Regions from separate parts of the Homo sapiens genome. Here all the other regions are linked to region 1. Evidence: chromatin contacts called from ENCODE Hi-C data. All regions are on one chromosome and are shown on one strand. Each heading gives the region's core, a stretch centred on a gene start or an enhancer-like site at or near the end of the contact. The rest is flanking DNA. Distances are from core to core; before and after follow the strand shown.

What was found. Hi-C counts contacts between places; a loop is a spot of excess contacts on that map. Pooled maps may share reads with other maps.
Region 2: a loop to region 1 is called in a map of naive thymus-derived CD4-positive, alpha-beta T cell, with 16 times the contacts of the local background. The contact joins the promoter of ZNF574 here to the promoter of TRAPPC6A in region 1. A Hi-C loop is called at or near these places in 1 of 168 maps with a recorded cell type or tissue (naive thymus-derived CD4-positive, alpha-beta T cell) and 9 of 50 pooled maps.
Region 3: a loop to region 1 is called in a map of naive thymus-derived CD4-positive, alpha-beta T cell, with 28 times the contacts of the local background. The contact joins the promoter of RPS19 here to the promoter of TRAPPC6A in region 1. A Hi-C loop is called at or near these places in 1 of 168 maps with a recorded cell type or tissue (naive thymus-derived CD4-positive, alpha-beta T cell), 1 of 37 single-sample maps with no recorded cell type and 5 of 50 pooled maps.

The regions. Positions count from the first base shown.
Region 1 is chr19:45,176,943-45,179,642 of GRCh38, forward strand. TRAPPC6A (trafficking protein particle complex subunit 6A) reads right to left here and starts at 1,295. Exons shown (of 6, transcript NM_001270891.2): 1 at 1,193-1,295. The coding sequence starts at 1,276. BLOC1S3 (biogenesis of lysosomal organelles complex 1 subunit 3) reads left to right here and starts at 1,842. Exons shown (of 2, transcript NM_212550.5): 1 at 1,842-1,889; 2 at 2,346-2,700. The coding sequence starts at 2,355. RefSeq lists enhancers at 673-1,616, 1,629-1,698, 1,769-2,088, 2,629-2,700 and silencers at 1,049-1,268, 2,439-2,700.
Region 2 is chr19:42,074,881-42,077,580 of GRCh38, forward strand. It overlaps ZNF574 (zinc finger protein 574), which reads left to right and starts at 1,286. Exons shown (of 2, transcript NM_022752.6): 1 at 1,286-1,406. RefSeq lists enhancers at 446-515, 596-645, 866-985 and silencers at 1,356-1,615, 1,626-1,705.
Region 3 is chr19:41,858,907-41,861,606 of GRCh38, forward strand. It overlaps RPS19 (ribosomal protein S19), which reads left to right and starts at 1,349. Exons shown (of 6, transcript NM_001022.4): 1 at 1,349-1,383; 2 at 1,869-1,939; 3 at 2,206-2,306. The coding sequence starts at 1,869. RefSeq lists an enhancer at 1,052-1,807 and silencers at 1,361-1,490, 1,551-1,670.

The sequences.
Region 1 (2,700 bases), core at 45-2,544:
CAGATCACGAGGTCAGAAGATGGAGACCATCCTGGCTAACAGTGAAAACCCGTCTCTACTAAAAAAAATAATAATAATACAAAAAATTAGCCAGGTGTGGTGGCGCCAGCAGCGCTTGTGGTCCCAGCTACTTGGGAGGCTGAGAAGTGGGATGATCGCTTGAGCCCAGGAGGTCGAGGCAGCAGTGAGCCATGACTGCATCACTGCACTCCAGCCAGCCTGGGCGACCGAGCAGGATGCGCGTGCGCGCACACACACACACACACACACACACACAGTCCCGGGCCAGTCACGGTAGTTCACGCCTGTAATCCTAGCACTTTGGGAGGCCCAGGCGGGAGAATCACTTGAGCCTAGGGGTTCAAGACCAGCCTAGGCAACATGGCAAAACCCCATTATCTCTTTTTTTTTTTTCCTGAGACAAGTCTCGCTCTGTCGCCTAGGCTGGAGTGCAATGGCACAATCTTGGCTCACTGCAACCTCCGCCTCCCAGGTTCAAGCCATTCTCCTGTCTCAGCCTCCCGAGTAGCTGGGATTACAGGTACCCGCCATCATGCTCGGCTAATTTTTGTAGACACGGGGTTTCACCATGGCCAGGCTGGTCTTGAACTCCTGACCTCAGGTGATCCGACGGCCTCGGCCTCCCAAAGTGCTGGGAGCTACAGCGCCCAGCCGGCATATTTCATTTTATTATTTGACTCCCCTAGTGAAATGTAAGCTTCACAAGGAAGGGATTCTGTCTTAGAACGGTGCCTGGAATACAACAGACGCTCAATAAGTGGGTGTCGAATAAATAAATGTCCCACGCTGAGGCTTAGGTACGTTATGATACTCATTTTACAAAAGAGAAAACTAGGACACACAAAGATTAAGTCATTGGGTCGCACACCTAGTAAGTGGGGGAGGCGAGTCCTCAGCACACGCCCAATAACAGCATTATTATGATTACTAGCCGCTTACTCAGGCCTTGAGCTAAGTGCTTTACCCTGAATCATCGCGCTCAATTTAGCAATAACCCCGAGCCGGCACCGTCGCGAACGCCACTTTCCAAAGGAGGAAGCCAGGGCCAGACGTTGCCCTGCAAGGCCGGGGCTGGGCCGGGTTCGAACCCGGACGCCTGACGCGCCCTCCGCTCTCCCAGAGGCGTTACCTTGGTGGCCCCCGCTTCCTCCCCACGGAGCCCGGCGCTCACCCCCGGGCCGGGGTCGGGGTCGTGAGCCCACAGCTCAGCCACCATCTCCGTGTGAAGAAACTCAAACAACACAGTATCCGCCATGCCCCCTCCTCGCACGCCTAAAGATGCGCCCAGCGCTTCCAGCTCTCATTGGCCAGGCTTGGTAAGCCACGCCTCTTGCGTCATGGCGCGAGCCCTCCTACTCCGGCTTCCATTGGTGTTTTAGACTAGCCCCGCCTCCCCGCCCCGGACTCAGGTGGTGTGCGCGTGAGCCTGGGACACTAGGGGGCGGGCCTACGCCTTCTCTGGCCACATGTGGCAACATCTTCTGCTCTTACTGCCGTCCCTTCCCTATTTCCGGGTTCTCGAGCATTCCTATTGGCCAAATTACTGGTTACACGTGACATACTCGGCTTTTAAAATCCCTATTGGTCCACTCCAGACTTTCCTCGTCGCACAACCTGGAAGAGCCGGCCCAGCTGTTTCTCTATTGGCGGTTCCTCCATTCATGTGACTCTTCTGCACGCTCACTCAAAGCTGATGCTGAGAACTTGCTTCCTGATTGGTAGCCGGGCGAATCCACGTGACTTGGCCGCTAATGCCCGCCCAACCCGCTCCCCTATTGGTTGAAATCACAGCCCTTCAGCTGCCACGGTGAGAACGCAGCACTCGGGTTAGGAAGCGGATCTCGCAAGCTCCGAGCGTCAGCTGCCGGGTACGGTCTTTGGCGTTAGCGCTTCTCCCATCCCATGAGTGCCCCCAGCAGAGTCCAGTCGGACTGTCATCCTTTCTGCGACTCTGGCGCTGGTCCCGAGCAGCTCACGGGCCCGTGTGCTTCCGGGTCTGAGATTGGCATGGTGGACCAGGTGGAGGGTGTGGCCTCTACTAGGAGGCAAATTCGTAAAGACCTCGGCTTGGGACTCCGGGAACTCGGGCCCCAGATCCTTGTTCGAGCTGGTCTTCAGTTTCCCCATCTGTACGCTGAAGAGCCTGGGGTCCAGTAACCCCCATCATCACCCAGTTTACAGAAGAGGAAACTGAGGCCCAGACGGGGAGCAGCTGACACCAAGTCGTTAAGAGAATCAGCGAAGGGGCTGGGAATCCAGGACCTGCGCCTTTTACCCACCGCGGCGCCGGTCTCACGTGCAGTCCCTTCGCTCTTCTCCCCTAGTTCGGTGCCATGGCGTCCCAGGGTCGTCGGCGGAGGCCCCTGCGGAGGCCGGAGACGGTGGTGCCGGGGGAGGCGACCGAGACGGATTCCGAGCGCTCTGCGTCCTCGTCGGAGGAGGAGGAGCTGTACCTGGGTCCTTCGGGCCCGACGCGCGGCCGCCCCACGGGGCTGCGGGTGGCTGGGGAAGCCGCGGAGACCGACTCGGAGCCGGAGCCGGAGCCGGAACCGACGGCCGCGCCGAGGGACCTGCCTCCACTCGTGGTGCAGCGGGAATCGGCGGAGGAGGCCTGGGGCACGGAGGAGGCCCCGGCGCCCGCCCCCGCGCGCTCGCTCCTGCAACTTCGGCTGGCGGAGA
Region 2 (2,700 bases), core at 36-2,535, 3.1 Mb before region 1:
GAAATGTTTCTTTTCTTCTTTCAGATGGAGTCTCGCTCTGTCGCCCAGGCGGGAGTGCAGTGGCGTGATCTCGGCTCACTGCAACCTCGGCCTCCTGGGTGCAATCAAATCTCGAGCCTCAGCCTCCCGAGTTGCTGGGGTTACAGGCACGAGCCACCACGCCCAGCTAATGTTTTGTATTTTTAGTAAAGATGGTAGTTTCACCAGGTTGGCCAGGTGGGTCTCGAATGCCTGACTTCAAGTGAACCCGCCTCAGCGTCCCAAAATGTTGGGATTGCAGGCGTGAGCCACCACGCCCAGCCTGGAAACGTTTCTAACAGTACTGGGGCAACTCCCTCCCAAGGCCCTGAGGGGCGCAGGAACGAGGTGAGTAGGAATGGCCAGAGCCCCTTGGACACATGGGGCCCCAATCTCGAGGTGTAAGGGTCAGAGTCACCCCGGAAGGAGGTGGAGTGGAGTCCGCCCGTTACCGGCTCACTTCCTTCAGGCTCTCACCCCGATTGTCCTTCAGGTCCTCTACCCACCACACTCCCTATTTCTTCCAATGAAATTGTCCCTGCTTCTTTTTCTCCATATCCTCGCTCTCCTTGCTTCCCCTATGACATTTCTCCTCTCTCCACCTCCCAAAAGTCCCCTCGGTCTTTTCTCTGTTTCTTCCTGTTGCCTTCATTCCCCTCCTTTTAATAAAGTGAGTCTGGAACCTTGGTTTCCCTTTTCTCTCTCCATGTGACTGGTGCTGCATGCAGTTTGCCCTCTCCCCATCGCGCTAAGTGGTTTCACTTTCTCCCTCTGACCCTCGGGGAAACCACAAAGGTTCCCGTGCCTCCATTCCCCCGCTCCAGCCCTCAAGGTGCCGCGTGCCTCAATTTCCCAGGCTCTTTTCCTCCCTCTCCCTGTCCCCAACGCTGACTCCCTCACGGCGTCCCCAAAATGGCGCCCGCGGCCGCGCTCCGCCGCCTAACGTCATCGCGCCGCCCTCCGCTCAGAGTTCCCCTCTGGAGCCGTCGGAGGCGGAGTCGAGGAGGAGGAGGAGCATCCTCTAAGGAGGATTAAAGGGGCGGGCACTATCCACCCGAGGGCTGACCGGTGAGGGAACGACGCTAAAGGATTGGTTGGGCGCTGCGGGGAATCTCGACGCTCCTCACTATTGGCCCAAGCCTCAGAGACATGAACGTCGATTGGCCGAACGGCAGGGCCCGAGCGGGCAATGATTGGTTGCGTCCGGCCGTCCGTGCGGCGGCCGAGGAGGAAGGTGGGAGGGGCGTTGCTGAGGGTAGCTGGGGGCGAGAGCGAGGCTACGGAGCAGGCGAGAGGCGACGGCGAGAGCTAGAGCGGGCGCAGCGTTAGGGTGGCCGTGCAAGGGGAGCCGTGGCCCGGGCCCGGGGCGTGCGAGACGGCGGAAGCAGGTGAGCGCGAGCGGGCGCGCAGAGGCCGGCCGGGCTGCGCTCCCTGCCGCCGCGGCCTCCTCTTGCCAGGTCGCCTGCGCACTGAGGGCCTGAGGGGGTGCGCGCCGGGCAGTTAGGGCGGAGCGGCACCAACGGCCGACCCGGCGCGCGGGCAGCCGGGCGGGGGCCGGGCTGGAGCGGCGGGTGGGGAAGGGGCCTGGAGTCGCGTGCGGGGCTGAGTGAGGAGGGGCGGGGCTCGGGCTGAGGCTTTGGTGGGGCACCTGGGCGGGAAGGGGAGGCCTCAGAGCTGTCCCAAGAGGGCTCCGCGGCTCCCCAGGGTTTGGGGTAAAGGACTTGGTGGTGTGGCAAGTCCAGGACGAAGGGGCTGGGCCGGTTAGACGGCACGTGGGTGCCCAGTTAGGGGCTTAGGGCGTGAGAAAGATAATTAAGTTAATGCAGGGGAAAAATATCTAGTTCTTCCTGGAAAGAATTGGGGCGGTGAGAGGGGTTTTGGTGTGAAGACATTAGGAAATCGATATCCCCAAGGGAACGGTTTAGAGCTAAGGAGGGGTCCAGTTGTAATGGATGGGGTTAAATTAATGTGAAGAGGCCTTAAACCAATGTGTCAGGAGGTTGGGTACCCTTGGAATGCGTGGAAAGGAGTCTTTGTACAAAGAAGGATTAAGTGTATTTTAAAAGGGTGTCTGGGTGTCCCTAGAATGAGCTGGGGAAGGTAGTCTTTTTTAAGTACAGGTAATTAGGCCAAGGTGAAGATGGGATTTGGTTATTGGAAGGGGAGGAAGTAGGGTGGGAGAGATCTGTGTGCTAAAGTGAGGGGTGCCTGGGAATTCCTGGAATGAGACTGAGAGGTTGCTAAGACGCTGGGGGGTCTGAGTACCCCCAGAATAGGAGGCTGGTGAGAGGGGCTTGAGTGTGAGGAAGAGGGGTCTGTGCTGGATTAAGGTGGTGATGGAGGTTCTGTATGAGAATAGGAGGTCCGGGTATCCCTAAAGGGGGTTTGGGCAGCACGAGGGGTGTGTGTAAAAGGAGCTTAAGCCATTGTGAAAGATGGGTGTGTGGATCTTTACACAAAGAAGAGGAGTTATGTTGCTACGAAGAGGAGGGTCTGAGCATCCCTAGAATGGGTTAGGGTGGGTTGGGTCTTCTAGCAAATTAAAAAAGATTAGGTTAATAATGTGGAGGAGGATCTGGATATTCCTGAGATGGATTTGAGGGGGGGCTCTGTTTGCAAGAGAGGCATAGGTTGATATAAAATGAGGGTATGGGCATCCCTGAATGAGTGGCTGTGTATGAA
Region 3 (2,700 bases), core at 99-2,598, 3.3 Mb before region 1:
GTATGTGTTGGTTCTGGAAAAACAATTGAGATAATGAAAATATTTTCTCAAGTTTTAGAAACAGTATGAGATAGGTTTCAACAACATTCTACATGAATGTAAAACCTTGATTTAAATATATGATCTTATGCTAGAAGCATGGTTGGTTTTAATTTTTCTAACAGATACGAGTCTTGGCTTATTAATAATTAACACATTTTGCAGCCACAGTATCAGTGTGGGGTAAAATTCTAATATTTGCTCTTATGTTTTAAATTCTCAGTCTTTCCAACATAAGAAAATAGCTACACACATTTCAGTGTTTCCTTTTTGCAACAAGTTAACATAATTTTATTGGACCACGTTATTTAGTTGTTGGGCCTTGTAAGGATTAAATGAGATCATGCATGTAACACTACAGTAACAGCCACATGATAAATGTCCAAATAATATTTACCTGTGCCTGGCACAGAGCAGGCACTCAAAAAATATTTTTTAGAGCATGTGACGCGCCATGAACCAGAGGAGCCACTTTAAATGGACAAACGGGGATCTCATTTTTTTTTTTTTTTTTTAATGGTGAGACAAGCCCTGAGAAGGCAAATGGACTGCCTAAAGCTACACAGGTCAGCGGGGCAGGTAAATCTAAATTGGCAAAGTAAGGGCTGAGCGAACAGACTCCGACACTAGAAGGCAGAGCTGAACTAACTTCTGCTAAGGTCCCGCCTCTGCCGCTTTGTCCCGCCCTTATCTTCTCCCCTCCTCCAGCGCCTCATTCCCTTTTCGCTCGCCCCGGCCGTGCTGAAGCAACTTCCGCCCTGAGAAGGGTGGGGCTTCCGTCTCCCGCTCTCGCGACTCCTGGCGGTGAAGGACGGAAGATGATAGCCACATTTCTTCCTCGCCCTTCCCCTAGGTTCCCTGTCACAGTTCCGCCCTTACTACTCCCACTTCCGGCCAGGGAACAGCCACTTCCACCCGGAAAAGGGGTTGTTCCGCCGTGGGGCGCCAGCTGTGGCCCACCCATCCTGCCCCGTACTTTCGCCATCATAGTATTCTCCACCACTGTTCCTTCCAGCCACGAACGACGCAAACGAAGCCAAGTTCCCCCAGCTCCGAACAGGAGCTCTCTATCCTCTCTCTATTACACTCCGGGAGAAGGAAACGCGGGAGGAAACCCAGGCCTCCACGCGCGACCCCTTGGCCCTCCCCTTTACCTCTCCACCCCTCACTAGACACCCTCCCCTCTAGGCGGGGACGAACTTTCGCCCTGAGAGAGGCGGAGCCTCAGCGTCTACCCTCGCTCTCGCGAGCTTTCGGAACTCTCGCGAGACCCTACGCCCGACTTGTGCGCCCGGGAAACCCCGTCGTTCCCTTTCCCCTGGCTGGCAGCGCGGAGGCCGCACGGTAAGCGGGGGCTCCGAGCTGGACCGGGCGCGAGGCGGCAGGGCCGGACGCCGAAGCCTCAGAGCGCGTGCCTGAGGGCCCCGAGGCGCCCGGCGCGGGCCCGTCCCGCCCCCTAGAGCCGCGGCCACGTGCGAGCGGCAGGCCCGGACATGCCCGGTCAGCGCCGTCCGGGAACCGAGCGTGGGCCCCGGGGGGCAGCGGCGGGGTGCGTGGGGCGTCCGGAGTCCCGGGGCTGGGGAGTGGGGTCGCGCAGGATCCTCACACGCAGGGGCCGGGCTCTGTTAGTGCGATCCAGAGAGGCCGTGGGCGTCGGTGAGCTCCTTCAGACCCGCAGGAGCCGGAGCCCGGCGTTGAAGGGGCCGTGGGAAGTAACGGGGGGTACCACGGTTTAGGATGCGCTGGAGCGAAAGGATTGGGGTGGGGTCCGTGCTCTTGGCAGTCGTCTCTGCCAGGCCTGTGTTCACATGCTTGACTTTCTCCCTCAGATGCCTGGAGTTACTGTAAAAGACGTGAACCAGCAGGAGTTCGTCAGAGCTCTGGCAGCCTTCCTCAAAAAGTGAGTTTGGGGACTGAGGTTCAAAACGGGTGGAGGCTGTCGCCTTGGCCTGCCCATCTGAGCCCCAGTGTTTGCCGGTCCCTGGCAGGCGAGGCTTGTTTGGGGCCTCCGTGGCTCCTTTCAGCGTGAGGCCTGGCTTGTGTTCCGGTTCCAGCCTCTCTTTGTACTCTGGGCACAGCATAGTTGTGTTGAGGGGAGGGCATTTGGGATATGGGGTAGTTTGTGGAGATGACTGAATCGTGCTTTTCCCACTGTTTTGGTCTTAGGTCCGGGAAGCTGAAAGTCCCCGAATGGGTGGATACCGTCAAGCTGGCCAAGCACAAAGAGCTTGCTCCCTACGATGAGAACTGGTTCTACACGCGAGCTGGTGAGGAACTTAGGTCTTTGGCTGGAGAGTGGGGAGCTGGGTGACCCCTGGCACAAACCATACTTCCCTGTCTCCTCTGAGCTCTTTCCCGCCCCAAGAGGGAGAGAAACCCTTGGTTGTGTCACCACTTGCTTTGTGTGATGTGACATTCGATAACTTGGTACTCCAAGTTTTTATGACATTCTAAGAGCTTTGTGAGAGGAGGACCTGTGGCTTTGAGCCTCAGGGGAAACCAGAGACAGATGAATGTTCATATTTTGCTTACAGGTGGTTTAATCCTTTCTATATACACGGAGGCAGACTCCCTGGGTTTGGATCCATCTTTTACATCTGGCTGTGTGTCCTCTGGCAAGTTGGTTAACCTGCCTGTGCACTCTCTCATCCCCAAAATGGG